3 separate regions of the Homo sapiens genome follow, and all the other regions are linked to region 3. The links are chromatin loops, found by intact Hi-C in ENCODE. Cell type or tissue: heart right ventricle. All regions are shown on one strand.

The links. Peaks named below come from ENCODE experiments on the same cell type or tissue, not always from the same donor. Only the 100,000 strongest peaks of a DNase experiment are listed, where the experiment ranks them.
Region 1: a loop joins it to region 3, with 4 times the contacts of the local background. A loop is called at or near these places in 77 of 110 quality-filtered maps.
Region 2: a loop joins it to region 3, with 2.3 times the contacts of the local background. A loop is called at or near these places in 7 of 110 quality-filtered maps.

What each region holds. Positions count from the first base shown.
Region 1 is chr13:39,598,679-39,603,678 of GRCh38, reverse strand. LHFPL6 (LHFPL tetraspan subfamily member 6) reads left to right here and starts at 486. Exons shown (of 4, transcript NM_005780.3): 1 at 486-796; 2 at 2,289-2,847. The coding sequence starts at 2,463. It overlaps LOC112268119 (protein SPT2 homolog), which reads right to left and starts at 2,355. Exons shown (of 4, transcript XM_035861111.2): 1 at 2,286-2,355; 2 at 1,139-1,229; 3 at 37-1,035. The coding sequence starts at 2,355. RefSeq lists a silencer at 292-591. In heart right ventricle, CTCF peaks have their summits at 974 (motif pointing right) and 2,749; DNase peaks (open chromatin) are centred at 458, 828 and 2,738; H3K4me3 peaks cover 5,000 bases; H3K27ac peaks cover 5,000 bases.
Region 2 is chr13:39,395,719-39,400,718 of GRCh38, reverse strand. All of the region lies in intron 2 of LHFPL6 (LHFPL tetraspan subfamily member 6), which reads left to right. Among named protein-coding and RNA genes, the nearest start is that of LHFPL6, 200 kb to the left of the region's middle. In heart right ventricle, no CTCF peak of the experiment used is centred here; a DNase peak (open chromatin) is centred at 2,653; H3K27ac peaks cover 4,313 bases.
Region 3 is chr13:39,260,641-39,265,640 of GRCh38, reverse strand. It overlaps LOC107984579 (a long non-coding RNA gene), which reads left to right and starts at 4,478. Exons shown (of 3, transcript XR_001749843.1): 1 at 4,478-5,000. RefSeq lists a silencer at 2,394-2,443. In heart right ventricle, CTCF peaks have their summits at 2,268 and 2,471 (motif pointing right); a DNase peak (open chromatin) is centred at 2,480; H3K27ac peaks cover 3,357 bases.

The sequences.
Region 1 (5,000 bases), 340 kb before region 3:
AGCCTCCTCAAATCTCAAAGGGGCCACTTTACCCACTCTTTAAGGCCCTCTTTCCCGTCTACGGCTTCTTTTAACGGCGGCAGGAAAACAGGAGCATAAACCCGAACAGTAAACCCAGAAAAGCCCCAACAGGCAAAGTGTGTCATCTTCCGTGGCTCCTCGGGGTCACCCAGGAAGACAAGCAACTTTCTCCCATACTTCTCGGTCTGTCTGCCTTCCCCACTCAGCTTTGAATGAGACGCAGGGAGAGGGGGCGCGAGGGGGCTCGGGGCTAGGGGAGGAGCCGCGAAAGCTGCCCCCGGGGGTGGGCCTGGACCCGCGCGGACAGCGGGGCACCCCCCCACTCCCTTCCCGGCGCTCCAGGAACGTCCCCGGTGCGTCCTGGGTCTGTCTGCGCGGAGTTCCCCGGGGCGCGAGGGGAGGGGACTGGAGAAAGAGGAGGGCCGGGCAGCGGAGGGGAGGAGGCGGTGCGTGCCTCGCCTGCCAAAGGGAGATCCGCTCCTCTGCGTGCGATCCCCGGCGCCCGCGCGCGCCCACAGCGCTCCGCCAGAGCTGCCGCCGCGGACTCGCCGGGAGTGGGGGTCTCCGCTGGTGCCAGCCCGCTTCTGGAGACCCTCCGCCTCCTGCCAACCCCTGCTCTTCCAGGTCGGGCCCCGGGGTTCTGCGGCTGTTAGGGACAGAGGCAAAGAAGGGCAGGACGGTCCGGTTTCCCGTGGATGTTCCCGCCCGAGAAAGACAGCAAGTTGTGTGTGCGCCCGGGACGCGGGAGGGAAGGTGGCCGCCGCCCGCCAGCCATGTAAGTAAATCACTCGGCTGCCCCGTGGGCGTGGGCTCCGCTGCTTTCTCCCGGGCTCCCTCTCTGCCCCGGAGCCGGAGTTGGGCTGCTCCCGGGCTCCGGACTTCCTGAGCTCGGCGGATCCGTCGGCTCTGCCTGCCAGCCGCGTCCGCTCTTGGCGTCTGCCTCCGGGGGGTGCTGCCTTCCCATCCTTATCCCCTCCCTTCGTCCAGAGCCGGCTGGAAAATGCCTCTTGCCCCCTTTTAGAATGGAGGGATCATTGTGTGTCTCCATGGGTGGAGTGGCTCGGTGAGGCAATGGCAGGGGGCTAAATATGGGCTTGTCTTGGCGAGGGCGCCTCACCGCAGTTGGAGATGGGGGCCCCCTGCCCGCAGGCCACCCCCTGCTGGTCTTCCCCAGCCTCGTGGCCCAGATAGATCAACTTCAGCCCTGACTGCAGTTGACAAGATTAGAAAAAAAAGTAGTAGCCGACCTCCCGTTTGAGTGACATCCAGAACTGAAAATGGGCGGTGGTTAGAGAAAAAAACGGGTAGGGGCGAGGTGAAGAAAGGGGGAAATTTGCTATGGACCCTGAAAGCTGGAGTTAGGGGTCCTGGGGGTGGAATTCTAGGGTGGATGGGCTCTGTGCTTCTGTATTCATTTCTTTATGGAAAGTGTGAGAAATGGTTAAGGAACTCTTTTTGAAAGGCTGGGGTGGAAGTAGATGCCCCTGGAACCATTTGGATGACTGGGGTTTGATGTAGCATACTGGGAAGTATGGATTGCTGTTCAAATTAGACAATCATTCAGTGGGAGAAATGATTGCAATAGAACTGTTGGAATCAATGAATCAAAACTGCAGACTCAAAATAAGTCATACACAGGCATTCTTTTACACTAGAAGATGTTAAGACTAAAGAAATTCTGAAATGCTGCTGAATGAGTACAAAGAGTGTCTGGTAATAGTTCTGTACTGTGGGTGCCTCCGCAGACCATAATGCTTGTTAAATTTATGGTACTCTGCAATTGTGAAAAATTATCCTAATTAGTTTGTTTGGCTCATGCAGAGAGTTAATGCACCCTTAAAGGGACATAGAAAAGTTGCAACAAACTATGAGCATGAACTTGCAAGCCAAAAAATGGAAATCATGGCATGGTTCATTTTATTTTAATTGTTTATTGCCCAGTGAAAGTGCTACATTACTTTTAATGTGAGTATATAATATATAGAATGAATTCATTGGCCTGTCAAATAAAAATCGGGCGTTTCTTTAAGTAAATAGCTGTCAGAGTTAATTTGGAAATATTTACGGAAGATAAAGACATGAAAAAGCTTTGAGCTGGTTTGACAAAAATCGAGTTATGAAGCTCATAGAGAGAATTAGTTCTTCCCACTTTTAAAGTGTTGAGGCAAGTCTCAATGTTTATTAATTGAAAATTGTAGACTAGCTGAAACAGTGTTATCACTTCTTTTAATGCCTTTAATTTTTAATGTTTCCTGTTGTTTTACCAGGGACCATCATCTTTAGTGCAGAGGATGGAAAGTTGATGCCCAGTAAGACTGAAGATCCATTCTGCATTACGGAACTGTGGATTATCTGTGGGTCCCTGGTGATTTCACACCTTCATTCACTCCTGCAGTCCCTGAACACTTACTTGGGGTCCTCATTGCCCTATCTGGTGAAAGATGGCATCCAGCCTGACTTGTACTGGAGTAATCTGGGCTTTGCTGTCTTTTCTTTGTGCTGCCACCTCCTGCGTGGGGTTCTTTATGCCTTACTGGCTCTGGGGATCACAGCTGGGCAAGCCTGTGTCCTTCGGTACCTTCCGGAGGTGCTCATATCCTGTGCATGATGAGAGTCGGCAGATGATGGTGATGGTGGAGGAATGTGGGCGCTATGCCTCCTTCCAGGGCATCCCCAGCGCAGAATGGAGGATCTGCACCATAGTGACCGGCCTGGGTTGTGGCCTCCTCCTCCTGGTGGCGCTCACTGCCCTCATGGGTTGCTGTGTTTCCGACCTCATCTCCAGGACAGTGGGAAGAGTGGCTGGAGGAATTCAGTTTCTTGGGGGTAAGTGACTTGCTGAGCTTGAGTTGTTTACTGGAATCCCAAAGCAGTATTAAAAGTTATGTTTCAGTTGTCTACTGAGATTATTATAAATGACACCTGGAATGCATAAGAGAAATAGATTTGGAATGGCTTTGATGATAGGTTGCCAAAGTCAAGATTATTGTCAGAATTGCTGCTTTACAACTTCAAGAGTTCTTAATTTCTGTACATATACATCACTGGCCTGCTAAGTGCCACCTATGTGAAACAGTAACATCTAGGTTGTTTGAGGTGTAGTAGGGGCGACAGTTTGGATTTTATAGCTTCTTGTTCGTTATGTTAAACAATAGACAATTAGATTATCTTTGTCTTCATGGAATCCTCGGGTCTTTAAAGGTAAAGATTTCACAGAAAAGTGGAAAAGGTTTTTGATTCAACATTGTTATCATGAACCTCTAATACACTTTGGTGGATGCAAAATTTACTCTTGCCCAATCTTAAACTCTATTTCTAAATAAATGTTAACTATTTTAAATGAGAGATCAGTTTTATATAACAACTATGAACTTAACTATTCTACAGAGATAGCTATCCACTTAATTACCTTGTTAGGTCTTAACTTTCCTGGGTGCTCTTGCTGTGGAAAAAAAGAAAAGGGATATTTAGCAAATGATGTGTGCTTGTCCCAGATGGACTGGATAGTTTCACTAACGCCAGAAAAGGTTTGATTTTTACTTGGATTCCCTCCAGCAAGTATTGCTTCAATATCTTTGGTCATATGGTTTTAATTGTACTTTATGTATTTTCCACTGTGCTTTTCACCTCCATTCTTCAACCTGACTGGCTGAACTTGTCTGATTTACAGTCCACCCTGGTGAAATATGACAACCTCCATAGATAGTGCAGAGTGAAGGGAAATAGGAAGCCTGGAAAACTTATACAATGTATTTGGAACTTCATTACAAAGTAAAGGTCTGTTACTCCCTCATTTGGTGTTTTCTTACAGTCTTTTGTGAAGAATCCAGAAGAAGAAAAATGAATTAAAAATGAGTAGTTGTGAGACAGTCTCCCCATATTAGAGAACCCCAATGGATTATTTCAGAGTATTTAATATAAAACTTTCAAGTAACATTTTCAGTAAAGTTTAATTCTTGTGCTGAAAATGCAAGTGGCAAAGTTTTGTGTTTTGAAATGAGATAGAAAGTTTTGTTTTAAAGTGAGATAGAATTGTCCATTCTTTCCTTACTGATGTAACTTTGTTCTCATTTGGGTTTTTTCCCATTGGGTTTGCACCTTAGTCCCTCCCGGGAGGCAGTGTGGGGGACCTACCTGTCATCTCTTTACAGCTTCAATGTTTAACACTGACAAAAGTCTTGCATGTGATATGTATATTTACACAGGTATGTACTTAAAACTATTAGGAAACCTAAAGAAGTTGTCATTGAAAGTGGAAATGTAAATTCAGAGTTTGAAAACTTACAAATTTTAAGAATAGATTTTAAGAATAGAATTAATGCCAAGAGTATTTAAAATTTTTTTCTGTAAGAATAAAGTTGGTCTGCTGTTTGTGTTTCACTTGGCTCAGGAAAAATGCTTAAGCAGTTTCATTTTCTCCTCTTATGGTAAATATTGCTTTCCATTTTTCCTTCATTTTAGGGCAGGGCCTGCTATTATTTCTGGCAGAACAGGAAAATGCTTACAAAGAGAAATCAGTTTTTATTGATTATCTTTAAACGTGTAATGAAGGAAGGCAACAGGAAGTGAATCTGAGACCCATGAGATTTATGGTTCCTTCCCTAAGCTATGTATAGATTTTTTTTGAATTATATAGAGCTAAATGTTCTACTTTACAGAATACCCAAGGGGACAGACAATTGGGGAAATTATATATATTTTTAAAGAACCATGTTTTTTTCTTTGTGAGTACTTTTCATGAACTCTGGCTTGGTAAGAGTTACTGACATTAAGCTAAGAGTATAGTTTGTTAGTAGCAGCTGGCCGGGTGCGGTGGCTCACGCCTGCAATCCCAGCACTTTGGGAGGCCAAGGCAGGTGGATCACGAGGTCAGGAGATCGAGACCATCCTGGCTAACACGGTGAAACCCGGTCTCCACTAAAAAATACAAAAAAATTAGCCAGGCGTGGTGGTGGGCGCCTGTAGTCCCTGCTACTTCG
Region 2 (5,000 bases), 140 kb before region 3:
CTCCGCCTCCCGGGTTCACGCCATTCTCCTGCCTCAGCCTCCCAAGTAGCTGGGACTACAGGCGCCCGCCACTACGCCCGGCTAATTTTTTGTATTTTTAGTAGAGACGGGGTTTCACCGTTTTAGCCGGGATGGTCTCGATCTCCTGACCTCGTGATCCGCCCGCCTCGGCCTCCCAAAGTGCTGGGATTACAGGCGTGAGCCACCGCGCCCGGCCTTGCCATTCTTACAGTAGTCTGAAATGTCTGAAAACCATTCTGTCTAACACAGCACTGTCCAGTGGAACTGTCTGCAAATGATGAAAATGTCTCCCATCTGTGTTGACTAGTATGGAAGCCACCAGCCACATGTGGCTATTGAACATGGAAAATGGGGCTTGTATGGCTGTGAAACCAAACACCTGATTATTTTCTAGAGACTTAGATTTTGATTGAACTCACGTCAGTGTTTTTTCCAAGTTAGTATCAACAGCAAATACCAATTTGCAGTGAAGGTATGCTGAGGTGCACATTATTGCCACCCTTCATTTTAAATTTGGCTATTAATAATTTTCACCTTACTTAGGCCTGCTTTCTTGGATCAAATTTGGTTGTATGAATTTTCTTTTCTTTTTTGTTTTTGTTTTGAGACAGAGTTTTGCTCTTGTTGCCCAGGCTGGAGTGCAGTGGTGCGATCTTGGCTCACCGCAATCTCCACCTCCTGGGTTCGAGCAATTCTCCTGTGTCAGCCTCCTGAGTAGCTGGGATAACAGGCATGTGCCACCAGGTCTGGCTAACTTTGTGTTTTTAGTAGAGACGGGGTTTCTCCATATTGGTCAGGCTGGCCTCGAACTCCCAACCTCAGGTGATCCACCTGCCTCGGTCTCCCAAAGTGCTGGGATTACAGGCGTGAGCCACTGCACCTGGCCTAGTTTTATGAATTTTCTTATTTAACCCTGGCAGTCAGAGTTTTCTGATCTTGGATCCCCTTCATCTCCTTTCAGGTGCCGATGATGCCAGAATTTATCTTACCACAAATGTAAGAGGCAATATTAGTCATAACATTTTGGCTTCTCAGTGAATTTCTTTGCTTTCCACAGCGTGATCTTTATAGGACGCTATCCTTTCAAGTCCCATGCTTCTCCCTCTTCCACTAAAAAGAGTTCATAATTCTTGTCCTGATTTGCCAATTCTGCTATCCTAAATTTCCAATTAAGATACACCTACATAAGTGTTGTCATAGGAGTTTAGAAAGAGCTTGTTCAACTCTTGCTTCCAAGTTTGTCTCTTTCCTACTTATCATTTTCCTCCTCTAATAAATGCTAATTAAAATACTTTTCTTGCTGGTTTAGAGCCTTCTGTTTTAATATTCTTCTGTGTAAAGAGGCTAAATTTAGTTTTCCCTGAATTCTTCAGACCATTTTAAACAGAAATGAATATGTAAAACCACTTTAGACTGTGGTGTCTGTGTTTTCTCAACAAGATAGCTGTAAGTACTATAGAAATATGGTTATATATTTTAATAGAAGCCAGCAGAATAAACCAGATTGACCCTATGCTCTTTTGGCTTACAAACATGTATGTTGAAACTTTGAAAGCCCCTTTTATGGTGTCTGGATAACCATAGGATTTTTAAAACTTGAATTCCTGCACTAATCAGTGGCACTAGGAAGGCACTAGGAAAGACTTGGAGTTGTAGGGTAGGTTGGCCACACTTGTGTCGAATGATTATGAAACGTACTCTGCTGTTCTAGAGCAGCAAACCCTAACTTTCTGGCACCAGGGACCTGTTTTGTGGAGACAATTTTTCCATGGACAGGAGGGTGTAGTGAGGATGGTTTGGGGATGAAATTGTTCCATCTCAGATCATTAGGCATTAGATTCTCATAAGGAGTGCACAACGTAGATCCTTTGCATGCACAGTTCACAATAGGGTTTGTGCTTCTATGAGAATCTAATGCCACTGTTGATCTGACAGGATGCGGAGCTCAGGCAGTAATGCTCACTTGCCCACCGCTCCCCACCTGCTCTGCGGCCCTGTTCCTAACAGGCCAGGGACTGGTAGCGGTCTGTGGCCCAGGGGATGGGGACCCCTGTTTTAGAGGCTGGTGGCACTTGGTTAAATCCAGTAAATTTACAATATCCAAGAAGGCAAACTAGTGCCAACAAAGCTTCCAAGGCTGGTAAAATGTATCACTTCTGCAGAGTCACCTCAAGTTTGGGCTAGTGAAGACTGAAGCAGCTTACCATTGCTCTGCCCTTTGCAGAAAGGCTTTACCCTTTAGGGAGTTGAGAAATACAGGTTTCTGGAAATACATCTTTCTTACTATTTGGTAAATTAAAGGAAGATCCTCTCAAGTCAGGTCCAGAGAACTCAATGCCAGAATGTTTAATAACTTTGTTCTTCAAAGAGCTCAAAGAAATTTACTATTCTTTCTTAAATCTTCATGTAACATCCAGGAAGTTCCTTAGGAGATTTTACAATTTTTTAAAATTTTGTTTCATTGAGCTTATTCAGAAACTCAGTAGGAAAACAGGCAAAGAGAAGCAGCCCTGGTTGAAATGGAGTTTGCCTCCGAAGTCCTTCCTTCTTCTCTTTCCTTGATTATGTTGTCTCCATGTGTCCCAGCCATGCAGTCCTCGGAGGAGGGCCCACGGAACACACCCTGAAGACTGGCCAAAAGTGTCACTAAAGATGTGTGTGGTGAACAAAAGTTTGGCTGAGATGCTGCCTCCACCCTAAAACACTATGTCATTCTAATGCTGTTCAGCAGAGTTACTGCTTCTGTCTCTCTCTACACAAATGCACACAAACACACACACACACACACACAAAGTCTGACTTTCCTAGATCTCAAAATAATTCATTAGTTACGGCTCTAAATAAATGGTAATTTCAGAATAGATTGGGCCTTTCTGAGTAACCCCCCCTTTCCAACAAAAGGAAGACAACGGAAATTATTTTCTTTCCGTGGCTCCCGGAACAAGTTTCTTTCCAAAGAGCTTCTTTCCGAAGCTCCCAGAAATAGAGTTTATATGGAAATACAAACATTGGCTTCAGAATAACAGTCTGTGCATTTGGAGAGGAGAAACTCCACAATTCTAAAAACAAAAAGTGGAGAACAAGTAGCCAAACCCTGAGATGCCAGAGGAAAGAGGGATATATGACCTTACTTTACCTTCGTCACGGATGACTTACAAGAATTAATTAAGTAAAAGTCGGTAAATTTCTTCAAGCTCTTTGGAGAAAGAAGCTATTTAAATATAAATTATGATCATGCAGCTTGCATCTCACATGTCAGGCATGCATGGTTAACTATGTCTGACGTGTAAGTTATGCTTCCTCCAGGTTATAGCAGTGAGGATCCTGGATCGACCTCCCTTCTTTGACACAGTGGTAAGACAGAGATTGATGGTGTTATGTGTGGCATCTGAGTCTAGGGCATGTGAGCCGTGATGTTGTGCTTGGAGAAACCAGAGCCTCTATCTATGTCTCTTCTTGGGGCCATTTTCTTAAGACATTTGAGGATGGGGTGGGAAACAGAAGTTAGTAAATTAAGAAAATCTACTTTTTTTTTTCAATTTACTTTATTAACTTATTGCCTAAGAGGGTAAAACAAATTAAATGAGAGAAGAATATATTTTTAACTAGGTGTTTTAGTTTCCTAGGGCTGGTATAAGGAAGGACCACCAATCATGAGGCTTAAAACAACAGAAATCTATTCTCTCTCAGTTCTGAGGCTACAAGTCTGAAATAAAGTTGTTGGCAGGGCCATGCTCCCTCTGAAGGTTCTAGAGAAGTTTCTCCTTGCCTCTTCCTAGCTTCTGGTTCCCCTAGGCATTCCTTGACTTAAAGCAGCGTGACTCCAAACTCTGCCTCTGTGTGTGTGTATGTATGTGTGTGTGTGTCTTCACCTGCCTGTCTTCCTGTCTTTTTTTCTTTTTGAGACAGTGTCTCATTCTGTCACCCAGGTTAAAGTGCAGTGGCATGATCACAGTTTACTGCAGCCTTGACTTATCTGGCTCAAGTGATCCTCCCACCACCTCAGCCTCCCAAGTAGCTGGGACCACAGGCACACACCACCACACTGGCTAATTTTTGTTTTTTGGAGAGATGGTGTCTTGCCATGTTGCCCGGGCCGGTCTTGAACTCCTGGGCTCAAGCAATCCTCCTGCCTTGGCCTCCTAAAGTGTTGGGATTACAGGTGTGAGCCACTGCACCCAGCCTGGCTGTCTTCTTATAAGGACACCAGTCACATCAGAGTAGTGACCTACCCTACTCCAGTATGATCTCATCTTACCTAATTACATCTGCAACAACCTTATTTCCAAATAAGTTCACATTCTGAGGTACTGGGGGTTAGGACCTCAATATACCTCTGTTTTGGAGATAGGGCGATGCAGTTTAGCCAATAACACCAGGTTAGGATAGTTTTCAAAATTATGGAGGAGCTGAACCTTGCCCTTATATACAATATCAGGTGCAGCCCCATCAGAAAGCAGGTAGAGCAGCCCCATCCTGGTGGGGGCAGCAGTGGAGGGCAACATCTCTGCTCTGCATCCCCCAAGCTCACCTTGCTCCATCCCACCTGGGCACATGTTCTTTAGACACCACAGAGACACCCCCAACACCCTGCAGAGGTTCAAGGGTCACAGCAGAAAAAGCTGCAAAACTAGATGTTCCATTGGTTTCCTTTCTGAAGTAAAACCCTATGCCTTCATAGCAGGCAGCTTTAAGGCACACAAATTGTGAAAATAGTCTGTTTATAAGGCTTGTTAGAAAGCAATCGCATTTCCTTTGTTGGTTTTAATGTAAAGGAAATAGAATCTATACTGAAAGCAAACTTCCTCCACTGTCACCTTTGCTTTGCCACCAGCAGCCATTCAGAGTTGGGTGAAAAGCCTACCACAGACTGAGGGCTGATTTTTCCCTTCTAAATGTTAACGTCCATGGAGAATGGTAGCATACAGCTCACCTTCTAGAATGTGACTTCCTCCTTTCATAAAGACTGGGAAAGTGGG
Region 3 (5,000 bases):
ACAATGAAGCAACAATGTTTTAGGGCTGTGTGGTAGACTGACTTCTAATATCGTCTCCAATAATCTCTGTCTCCTGGAATTCACACCCTTGTGCAATTCCCTTCTCTTGAGTCTGGGCTGGTCCTAGAGATTTGCTTTGAATTTTATTAAATATATGGCAAAAATGATGGGCTACCACTTCTAAGACTGGGTTACAAAAGATAGTGACTTCTGTCTTACTAGCACTCTTGCTCTCTTTGACTCTTCTTGCTTGCTTGCTGTATTGAAGTCCTCTAGACTAGGAGTCCCCAACTCCCAGGCCATGGACCAGTAGTTGTTTGTTTCCTGCTAGGAACCAGGCCACATGGCAGGAGGTGAGAAGCGGAGGAGGCAGTGAAACTTCATCTGTATTTACAGCTGCTCCCCATCACTCGCGTTGCCACCTGAGCTCTGCCTCCTGTCAGATCAGCAGTGGCATTAGATTCTCACAGGAGCATGAACCCTACTGTGAATTGCACATGTGAGAGATCTAGGTTGTTTGCTCCTTATGAGAATCTAATGCCTGATGATCTGTCATTGTGTCTCATCACCCCCAGATGGGACCATCTCATTGCAGGAAAACAAGCTCAGGGCTCCTACTGATTCCACATTATGGTGAGTTGTATAATCATTTCATTATGTATTACAATGTAATAATAGTAGAAATAAAGTGCACAATTAATGTAACATGCTTAAATCATCCCAAAACCATGCCCCACAATCCCGGTCCATGGAAAAATCGTCTTCCATGAAACCAGTCCCTGGTGCTAAAAAGGTCAGAGAGTGCTGCTCTAGGCAACAGCCAGGGAGGAACAAACAACCTACAGAGATCTGTTTCTTTCCAGCAACAACTTGAGTGAGCTTGAAAGTAGGTCCTTCCTGGCTGGGCGCAGTGGCTCAGGCCTGTAATCCCAGCACTTTGGAAGGCCGAGGCCGGCGGATCACAAGGTCAGGAGATCCAGACCATCCTTGCTAACACGGTGAAACCCTGTCTCTAAAAACACAAAAAAATTAGCCGGGCGTGGTGGCGGGTGCCTGTAGTCCCAGCTACTCGGGAGGCTGAGGCAGGAGAATGGCGTGAGCCTGGGAGACGGAGCTTGCAGTGAGCCGAGATCGCACCACTGCATTCCAGCCTGGGTGACAGAGCGAGACTCCGTCTCAAAAGAAGAAAAAAAAAGAAAGTAGGTCCTTCCTCACTTGAGCCTTGAGATGGAGTAGCCCAGGCCAACAGCATGGTTGTAGCCTGTGACAATTCATGAAGTTGGAGACCCAGTTAAACTGTGCCTGAGTTTCTGACCAACAGAAACTGGGAAATAACTGTTATTTCTTGCAAGAATATCAAGGAACATACGTTTGCTACCCATGGATAGCAGAAGCATTATTAACAAAATGAAGAAAATATTTTAGAAAAGGAAAAATCAGAATGATTAGAAGGATACATACATCGAAAGGTTGACAAGTTTGATCATCTTAGGAAGAGCTGTAATGGCACATGGGAACAGCAGTGATGACCTTTGCCCGTATATAGTGTTGTATTATATTGTTTTACTTGTTGCAAGTAGCATGAATTACCACTGGAATTTGAGAAAAAATGAAATATATAAAATTTCTAAATAAACACAGTATTAAAATAGTGTGGTGGGGGCACTTTTTTCCCTAGTATTTGCTGTTTTCTTTCTGTGAAGGAAGCTGATATAATTTCTAGACTATCCCTGCCCCTTTGCTCACCCCAAGGCAAGATGAAAGGTAGGATTAGAAGATGTACTAATTGATCGACCTGGGGAGACTGACTTTGCAGACATTGCCCAATTCAGCTCCTCTTCCCCTTGGAAATAAAATGCCATCAGGGAGCAGGCATTCTGCTCCATTTCTTCCAGGACAGGATTTCTCCCTGCAGGATTGGCACTGGCTGGGCAAGGAACTGTGCCCACTTCTGGAGTTCATCTGGCAAGCCCATTTGACTCGATCACTAAGCTACCTCTGTGTTGATCTTCCATCTGCCTTACTATTTGTTTTATTTCTCAATTTACTCAGAATTGGGGCAGAAAAGAGAAATGTTATTTGTTGATATTCTTTAAAAAGCAACAGTTTTAGTTGCAGAAAAAAATTTAGAATACAAACACAAAAGTGGTTTGTAGTGTATATAAATTTTATCTAAACACACTGTAAATAAATATGAACTCTAGTCAGTTGAAGGAACAATGGTTTTATTGAGGAAATGGCCTCAAGATGGGAACAAAAATATCCTGAAGGATTGTTGGTCCCTTTCCCATGGGGGATTGAGAGTTAAGCCCAAGGGGTCAAGAGATCAAAAAGAGAATTGTTACGAGGGATGTTTCCTAATCTACTTTTGATGTTTCCTTCCTATGCTGGGAACACAGTTAAATGACTCTGACTCTGTCCTAGATTGTGGGACAAAATATGCTCACTCCTGGTCTCTGTCTGCCATTTACTCATTTCACCCCAAGGTGGCAGTGGTGTGGTGATTTGTTCTATTGGTTAATTATGGATAACTACATTGAGCATACATAGCCCAGTTTTACCCTTCTCTTGAAAGCAAGCCATTTACAGGAAACATGCATTCTGCTCTGCTCCTCCTGGGACACGCTCTGCCCATGAAGGGTGAAAGGGCAAAAGATCTGCCTCAGTGCTCTTTTGATTGGGTGGGTAAGTGTTTCTAATTAGTGGGTTCAGCCAGCAGCTATACCAGGCTCTCCCACTAAACTATGATCTCCCAATTTCACTTCTAGTTATAAAGATGAAGTTTTGATTTCCCATCTGCCTTACTTTTTATTACTTAATTTGTTCAGAAGAGGATATGCAGGAAAAATCTCCCCTCAAAGATGCCGATGTGATTCTATGTGACGTTTTTCATTCTAAAGAGTTTTTTGAAAGCGGGGGTTTCTGTTATTCTCGGACACTTGGATGGATTGATAATGTTCCCAGTGTTTTCCCACACTCTAGGACAGAGTCAGTGACTGATGTTCCGCCTTTGATTATAGGCTAAATTGTAGTTAGGGAGGACCCAACTTTTATAACATAATGTATTTAACTTATTAAGTATTCTGCTCAATACCAGGTCCAACTTAATGTTCATGAAAAAAAATCCTTAATGTGGATAAGGATATTCACCATATTATGTGTGACTCAATGAGTTTATATGAATTACAAAAGGTTACAAAGATAATCAATACCAATCAACCAAGCCTAGTTCTGGTTCTAACTTCAGGAATCTTTTTGCCATATGATGCAGTTGATTTGCAAAATCCATTAACTCTGCTGCTTGATGAGGAGTCAGAAAAATAGTGAGCTCTGAATAGACATGATGTTCAATGGCATTTGTGTTTAAAGTATAAAATAAAATTTAAGGGAATATAGGAATTGTGATATTACCTAAAGCAGTATAGGATCCGTGGGGTCCTCCTGTTGGAGTCCAATCTCACTTTGTCTGGTTCTGAGGCAAATGAGCATCATTATCTTCCCAGCAATATTTTAGAGTTAGCAACTGCTACATCATTTTTAAATGAGAAAATACTCTGATCTCTCCTGAACTGTTCTTCTCTCCAGAATCAGAGAGGAAACTGCAGCTCTTAGAAGCTCCTCACACAATTTCTGGTTTGTAGTATCTTGAAAGTTGAGTATTGATGGTTTGCCTTTGCATCTTTTAAATTTCTTTTTCTCTTTTTCCCATCTTCATCTTTTGTCTGTTACAGCTGATAATGAGTACGGATCAGCAGAGAAACTACTAAAACCCAGTTTCTTCCCTGCAAGCCTGGCCCTAGCAAATATTAATGGAAATAGATTTCTCTTCATCTGCGGGCTGCTTCCTCGGATTGGCCTTCATGTTTCTTTCCATTCCCATCCCATCATCAGGAAATCAGCATCTTAACTGTGGAGGATAACGTCTCCTAGGGTGTTAGTGAGAGAGGAGGGCCCAAAGGCCTTGGTCAGATGGTATTTACACATTTTAGACTGGAGCTTTTCTATGTAGTCATAGTTAATGTAACAGTACAGATGTCTGCCCAGTAAACTTTCTGGATAAGATCAGTTTTCCCAGGCAGGGCTATTTACAGTTCTCATATCATAGTGTGAAGGGAGCTTTTGTATTTCCCTTGTAGGACTAAGCCTGCTCCCAGGAAATAGGTAAAATAAAACAAGGTAAAAATGAAATGTGCTATCTCGGGGACCCCAAATAAGTGGTAATTTCACTGTAGCACTCTGTAGGTGAAATTGTTTAGTGTTGTGACACATAAAGTCCTTATCATTCAAAGCCCTAAATTTAGAAGGTGATAAAAGTCTTCTGTCCTCTTGGTTTCTTTAGCTTTCTATTATTAAACCTTGAAGCAGCCAAAGGTGAATAAAGAAACCTCTTGTGTCAGGAATTGATATCTTCATTTGAGATGATGTATTCATCCATTTTTATAAATTATTATTAATGAAACAGAAACCAATAATATATTATCAGCCCAGCATATTTTAATCACATTTCTTACTATTTTATTAATAATTAAATAGTATTTTAACTAAAATATAACTAAATATTATCATCTGTGGTAATCAACTTTCACTAAGAGAGGAGGCCAGACACTTCGGTGGTTTTAAATCCTTTTTTTAAATTTCAACATCTTGTCATTGTCAAGAAGTTTCTACTGACCCCTCCCTTCTCCCAAGTGCACATCACTGAGCCTGCACTTGCATTAAGACATTCCCTTCAGATCAGGCTCTCCCAGCAAAGCGTGGACAGAAAGTCACACATTCCAAGGTGCATAGCTCCAAATATATGGATATATTCTTAGATGGAGTCAGAATCCTTGAGACAATCTGTTTCAAAGGGTAAATGTGGATGGTTTTGCAAAGATACATATAGTTTTACCCTCACTAGCTAGCTGAAATAAGTTCCTTGTGAAAAAGAGCAAATACCAATCAATTTCATCAACTCAGTATATGTTGCATATAATCAGCCCAGAAAACTGTTTTATACA